Regions from separate parts of the Homo sapiens genome. Here region 2 is linked to region 1. Evidence: chromatin contacts called from ENCODE Hi-C data. All regions are on one chromosome and are shown on one strand. The core of a region is the stretch at or near the end of the contact, and the rest is flanking DNA. Distances in the headings are between cores, read along the strand shown.

The links. Hi-C counts contacts between places; a loop is a spot of excess contacts on that map. Pooled maps may share reads with other maps.
Region 2: a loop to region 1 is called in a map of naive thymus-derived CD4-positive, alpha-beta T cell, with 27 times the contacts of the local background. The contact joins the promoter of GK5 here to the promoter of U2SURP in region 1. A Hi-C loop is called at or near these places in 1 of 168 maps with a recorded cell type or tissue (naive thymus-derived CD4-positive, alpha-beta T cell), 3 of 37 single-sample maps with no recorded cell type and 14 of 50 pooled maps.

The regions. Positions count from the first base shown.
Region 1 is chr3:142,999,692-143,003,220 of GRCh38, reverse strand. U2SURP (U2 snRNP associated SURP domain containing) reads right to left here and starts at 1,651. Exons shown (of 28, transcript NM_001080415.2): 1 at 1,548-1,651. The coding sequence starts at 1,592. It overlaps PAQR9-AS1 (PAQR9 antisense RNA 1), which reads right to left. Exons shown (of 5, transcript NR_125393.1): 5 at 2,131-2,194. LOC100289361 (a long non-coding RNA gene) reads left to right here and starts at 1,754. Exons shown (of 1, transcript NR_034032.1): 1 at 1,754-2,376. RefSeq lists enhancers at 1,290-1,939, 1,214-2,213, 3,213-3,529.
Region 2 is chr3:142,223,811-142,227,339 of GRCh38, reverse strand. It overlaps GK5 (glycerol kinase 5), which reads left to right and starts at 1,755. Exons shown (of 16, transcript NM_001039547.3): 1 at 1,755-2,031. The coding sequence starts at 1,885. RefSeq lists silencers at 1,572-1,811, 2,002-2,221.

The DNA.
Region 1 (3,529 bases), core at 402-2,901:
AACAGAAAAGATTACTGGATAATCCAATAATTTATTTATTGAGAACAGCCATACATTCAGTCATGAGAAGCACTATTTTAGAAGGAAGCCTGAACACAGACATTGAAATGTTTTCAATGTATCCAAGACCTCAAGTAGGGAATACTTAAAATATTACTTTGAGAAGAAACAAAAATTGTGAGGCTTATGCACGACTTGTTATGAACGTAGCTAGCTTTAGTAATAGCTCCCTAACGGTATGTTCTTGTCAGGAGTCTGTTGAGAAGAGTTGGTAGAGCTCGCCCCCAAAGAGAGGGAGACGAGAAAATGTACTGAGGAGGGGGAAAAAAAACTGACACAATACCTTGTAAAGAAGCCGAAACTGGCCCCTCACCAAAGTTTCTATGTAACTAAACGATGTCTGTTAAGACCATTACTAATTATGAATTAATTATTTTGGTGTACATCGTTCACCAAATGGCATAAACAGTCGGATTAGAGAAAGCAAGTAGAAAACGAGTTATGATGTTTCTCAGAACTGTAAACGCAAGCTTCTCTCCTACCGTAAATTTAACTTTCTAATAGCCGATTTACAGTCACACACTCTTTAAGATTTAACAGTCCCTAGCACCTGAAAGTGTTACACAGCTTCTTGCATCAGCATCGGAAAGTTTAACTACCTCGTGGCAGTACCAATTACTTTTAATATATTCGAGACCAGAAACCCAAACCAAAAAACGATTAAATGTCCCGCCCAAGATGGCAACTAAGAACCCAACCGTACTAATGCTTAACTACTACCACAGCTCACTGGTTTCACAATACGTGCCCAGGGTTCCCTGTAAACACAAATGCAATTTACTAATCGTATGTAGCTTACAAGTCTACGGAGCTTCTCTTTTCACTGTTTCTTCAACATAAAGAAAGAGACCACGAGTCCTCTACCCTCAAAAGTGCTTTTTACTTCCCGTTAAGGTAAAGACCACGTGTAGACTGTACATTAACCTTGGCTATGCAGCACTGCAAAGGAGAGCTGCTCCCGCCTCTGCATTTCCCACTCCGTGTCTTTGCCCTAGTGGTCCTCCCCTCACAGCTGGCGACCCTAGAGGTTATTCATTCCTTGGAGGGAAACTGAGGGAGGCCGGAAGTGAGTGAGATCCAAAACCGAGAAAAAAGCAGCAGACATTTAAGCACCGGGAAGCGATTCCCGCCTCTCTCCCAGGCGCTGTCTGGCGGCCTCAGGGCGCAGGAAGCTGAGATACAGGAGAGCGTTTTCACTGCTTCAGACCTCAATCTGAATTCCTGATTTCACTCCAATGCCAAGCGCGGGCCGAAGCACTCACGCCTCCACCCACTGGGCACGCCAGTCTCGAGCTGAATCCCGGCTGGGACTATGGGGAGATACCAGGCCTCTCAACCTGCGCACAACGGTGCGGCGGCGCCCGGGCCTACCGTCGCGACTAGAATGCAGACCCCAATCCCAATCGCCTCTCACAGGCCAGAAGCGTCTGTGGGCCCCAAACGACAGTGGTAGATCCGCTGACTTACGAAATTTTGTCAGAAATTACCTTTGAACTGGCCTTCTGAGATCCGCCTGGCGTTTTGTCCGCCATCTTGAGCTTTGCCCCTCCTTCGGCGGCGGCAGCAGCACGGGCGAGTCGAGCACCGAAAGAGCGGATCTCAGTGAAGCCCGCCAGAGGCGCCTGCAAGGCTGAATAGTCGACTGTCGAGATAGCGACCTTAGGGGCAGCCGCTCACGTGACTTCCGGTGTCAGTAATTTCCTCAGCCGCGCTCACTCCGCTAGTTTTCCTGGGAGTCACGGTGCTTGGTCGCGTTATTGGGTCCGGGAATTCAGAGAATCAGGGCCAGCTGATACTTCACCCTCTTATCCCAACGCCAACCCTTGATAGATGCGAACCAGTCGTATTTCCTTTGTGGGAAAGGAGTCGCTTTTTAAAGACGTGCACTGGCCATCTAGGGAGGAGCTTTTACTTCAACTCAAAATAGGACTGGAGCTGACTGGTGACCTGGCGCTCGATGGACGGAAACGCTGTTCTTGCCGCTTCGGCAGCTCCCATACTGGTGGGAGAGGCAAACTTGCAGTCTGCTCATCTTAAGATGGTGAATGTTGAGATAGGGTTGCTCCCGAAAAGCCGAGAAGAGGAGCCGTTTGACCCAACTTGAGGGTGATCCGATAGACACTCTTTAGGGCGTCTGCAGAGTGGGTGCGCGTGGAGACAGTCAATAAGAGAAAATCGTAAATACAGATGGTATTCTAAATCTAGCATGCATGTAAAGTTGTGTGACATTTTAAAGATTACATTTTACACTTTAGTATTGTTTTCATTTTTAATCACATAAATGGGGGAACACCATATTAAACTTTTCTGAACTTAGTACTTTTTTAAAAAGTTCTTAATCAGGGCCTAGATTCAAAGACGGAAAGCTTGCTTGAGAAGGCCATGCCCGAATCAGGCCAGGCAAGGAAAGAAAGGACATTCCAGACAGAGGGAGTAATTGAGGTAAAAGCCTGTGGCATGAATCAGTACAGCCGATCGTGCAGGTCACCTAAAGCAGTCGTTTTATTAGACCAGGTGTGGGGAGGGACGTGGTTGGACAGGGGTGCGGGTGCAGGTTCACACAGCGCCCTGAGGTCACCATCGTGCTTAGGAGTTAGAATTCTGTTCTCAGAATGAAGATCGGCCTTTAACAAGGTTGAAATGGTCAGATTTTTATTTTAAAGTATTGCTCTGAGGACTAGGGTGGGAGTGGAGGGCGTTTGTGGACCTCTCCCTAAATCATTTATTCAAAATATTTTTGAGCCCCGTTTTGTGTGTAAAAGCCTGCCCAAAGTGTTGTAGGGCTTACAGAGACAGACAAACATGCACTGTCTTCATATGATTTAAAACTTAATGAGAAATGGAGGAGACAAGGAAACCGCAAACTGACACTATGCATAATTAAATTGATGCTGCAAGGAAGGATCAATAGCTGAGGGACCTCTGAAAGAAGTAATTAATTCTGAGAGTAGGAGTGAGGAAAAGAGACGGGGCGGGGCAGGGGGGGGGGTGGTCATAGAGAAGAAAGCATTTGAACCAGCTCTGAAGAAGTAGAATTTTGTTGAATGGCGGGGGTGGGGAGCGAGGGAAGCACTTAGAACAGGATCTGACACAAGGCTGGCTCTCAAGAAAGATTAACAGACATATATGCCAGCCACTAAGGAATCAGCAGGCCAGGCCTCCTATTCTCTGTGAGGGTATGAGGGTAGAAGAACAGACAGTAAACAAGAAATGATCTGAAAGTGACAAGTGCTACACATGAAATTAGAATGACTTGCACCCTCCAACCCAATTCAATTTACTTCTACTGCTGGATTCTGTCATACTTTTTCAGTTCTGGGCCTCTTCCCTCAACCTTGCCCTGCCCTCTCATTGAAGTCTAATCCAATTCTACTCTGGGTGAAGATGTCCCTTCCTCCAGGAAGGCTTACAGTCCTCCCTCCCCACCAATCCTAAATCAGAGACCCTTCTGTTTCCAAGGAACCTATAC
Region 2 (3,529 bases), core at 506-3,005, 780 kb after region 1:
CACTGCAACCTCCGCCTCCCGGCTTCAAGTAATTCTCCTGCCTCAGCCTCCCCCGTAGCTGGGATTGCAGGAGCCCGCTACCACGCCCGGCTAAGTTTTGTATTTTTGTAGAGACGGGGTTTCACCATGTTGCCCAGGCTGCTCTCAAACTCCTGACCTCAAGTGATCCGCCCGCCTCGGCCTCCGAAAGTGCTGGGATTACAGTCGTGAGCCCCCGCGCCCAGCCAAAATGATTATCTTTTACCTTTTAATTGACATACCAGTTGGCACTGTTAAACGTTTTCACACAAAACATATATTCATATGTTTGCTAATTTTACAAAAAGAAGATAAGGAATATTTTCAGGCCCCGGCTTCACAGATTGCTGGTGGCAGTGGAGAGGTGGGTGGCGCAGGTGGAACCACCTCCCCACTACTTGCAGATCAGGACCCTCCCCGGGAAAGCTCCAGGCCCAGGAACCTAAGCCGCAAGAATCTCGAAATTTCCACAGGACACCTTGTTCCTTTTGGCCAAGTGTCTGGATGAGCCCATCCCCTTGGGCAGCAACAAAAGGTAAAGGGTCTCTGTGAGGCTTTCAGATTCCAAAAAAAAGCAACCGCTGGAGTGGAGTGTGATGGTCAAAGCAGCCACCTTAAGCTTTCTCCTTTCTTTCCCACTAGAGGGCTGAGAAAAGTCTTCTTCCTTGCGTTGTATTTCATTTGGCAAATATTTACCGCTTTGTATTGTGTGCAAACTTTACCAGGTTTTCTGGGAAGAGAAGTCGTGGGGAGCTCTCAGTTTGTTAATAAATATTAATACTTTTGGCCAAATTTTGAATTTTTTATGTCACTTGTTTTATTTCATTTTTGAAAAACAGCACTTTATTTCATTTAACTCTAGCATATTCAATGGCTGTGCATTTAATAATACTGAAATAAAGTCGCACCCAAAATGTTAGCAAAAAAATGGAAACTATATATGGTAGTGACCTCTACAAATGTTTTAAGCTTGAAAAATTCTGCACGAACGCAGACACAGGTTAGTCTGCCAAAGTTACTCAGATAAAAATTTCTCCAACCCTCAAGTCATAATCATAGTTGAGAAATGAATAAATGTGCCTTATGGCACCTCCAAACTTTTTGAGATTTTTATATAAACTAGCCTATACTTCTCTCCTTACGATTAGCATATGGGGTAGCTATTTTTCTTTAACAGAGATTCTTCAAATGTAGCTAGGGTTAAGAGAAACGCTGGCGCTGCCTCTCAGGAAGCTGGAGAAGCAAAAGAAAAAATTAAGAGTTAAGGGCCGCCGGGCTCGGTGGCTCACGCCTGCAATCGCAGCAATTTGGGAAGCCGAGGCGAGCGGATCACGAGATCAGGAGATCGAGACCAGCCTGATCAACATGGTGAAACCCCTTCTCTACTAAAAATACAAAAATAGCCGGGCGTGGTGGAGCGCGCCTGTAATCCCAGCTACTCGGGAGGCTGAGGCAAGAGAATCGCTTGAACCCGGGAGGCGGAGGTTGCAGTGAGCCGAGATCGCGCCACCGCACTCCAGCCGGGGCGACAGAGTGAGACTCCGTCTCAAAAAGAAAAAAAACAAGAGTTAAGGGCCAAGTCAATCCAACCGCGGCCGGCGACTGGAGGCTGAGCATGGCTGGCGATCTGGGGCTGCAGATCACGGCGCAAACCCGCTCACCTCCACCCCTCCCGCGCGGCCGCCGGCGCGCGCCCGTGGCGTCACGGCGTCGGGGTGGAGCCGGCGGCAGGGGCCAGGCCTCTCTAGGCTCTCCGGCTGAGCCGGGTTGGGGCCCGGGTTGGGCCGCCCGGGGACTCTGGAGCATTGGGATTTGTAGCGCGCCCTCTGGGTAGGCGGCTGTAGCGGAGAGGCGTGCGGGATCGGGATGTCGGGGCTGCTCACGGACCCGGAGCAGAGAGCGCAGGAGCCGCGGTACCCCGGCTTCGTGCTGGGGCTGGATGTGGGCAGTTCTGTGATCCGCTGCCACGTCTATGACCGGGCGGCGCGGGTCTGCGGCTCCAGCGTGCAGAAGGTGACTTGGGGGCGGGCGTGGGGCGCGGGTCTGACTGGGTTTCGCTGAGTCCCGGGGTCCGGCCTCGGGAGGCGAGCGGGCAGGCCCCACCTACCGCCCTGGACGCGGCCACCTGCAGCACCCGCGGGCCCTGGGGCCAGAACGGCGCGCCCAGACCGGCTGAGTCTTCGCGTTCCCTCCCTCGTCTGGGCTGAATCCCGCGCGCCCTTCCTGTCCAGGCTGAGGGTGCCAGGGGCCCGGTGTATGACCTGGGCCGCTCGCTTGCCTCTTGCCACCTGGGGAGCCACCTGTCCGGCCTTACCTGGATGGGACTGAGGTGACTCGCCGGACGGGACTGGGCAGGCTGTGCACATCCAGCCAGAGGGTGGTTTGTGAGTTGCTTGGTTCTTCCTGCACTTCCCTGATAGATCTCCCACCACATCTTTATTTACATTTTAATTTTTCAAAACTTTTTTTCTTTTTTCTTTATTATAGCCTTTGGACTTGTGCCTCAATAACTTTTCATATCTTTGTAGAATTTAAGTTTATTCTCTATTCTTCACTTGTCATCTTTATTAACTACTACTCCACAAAATGCTGGTTCCTTACGTGAGCAACTGATTGCCGTGGATATTAGAGGTATTGGGCAAGTTTTGAAGGCTGTGTGGTCATCAGTTTTCTATTTTCCATCTTTGAGAATTCATAAAATTCTTTATTTCCCCTCGTTTGAGAGACCTGCCAAATCATTGGTTGGTTGTTAGTAAAGCCTTGAATTGTTGATAATATTGGTCAGCAACCAACAAATTGATATCCTTCTGTTCTCATATTAATGAAGTGTTGATTTATACACAATTGTCAATGCACCAAAAATAATATTTATTTGTTATGGTGTTCTTATTGTTGTTCCTTTTTTTCTTTTGAGACAGGGTCTCACTTTGTCACCCAGGCTGGAGTGCAGTGCTGTGATCTCGGCTCACTGCAGCTTTGACCTCCTGGGCTCAAGTGATCCTTCCACCTCAGCCCCCCAAGTAGCTGGGACTACAGGCAAGGGGCCACCATGCCTGGCTAAATTTGTTTGTATTTTTTAATAGAGATGGGATTTTGCCATGTTGCCCAGGCTGGTCTGGAAATTCCTGGGCTCAAATAATTCACCCGCCTCGGCCTCCCTAAGTGCCAAGATTACAGGCGTGAGCCACTGCAGCCAGCCTGTTATGGTGTTCTTATTTTCTCTTCCCAGTACCAACATCTTTTTATGTTAGAAATTTGAGGGAGGGCCGGAGCCATCAGTTACCTAACCATTCCCAGCAGCACTGTATTCCCCCTTTTTCTCAGTGTCCCGTTCTTCTTCCCACCACCTTAGAGGTGTTTTTCTTTGTAGCACTTGCCCAGGAGCAAGGTCCAGCTAGAGTGCCAGTGAGTAGTGACTGCTTTGAGCATTTGTTCTGGGGAAACATCAGACTTCCTTCCATTAAGTTTTTCTTTTTTTTCTTTTTAGACGGAGTCTCGCTCTGTCACCCAG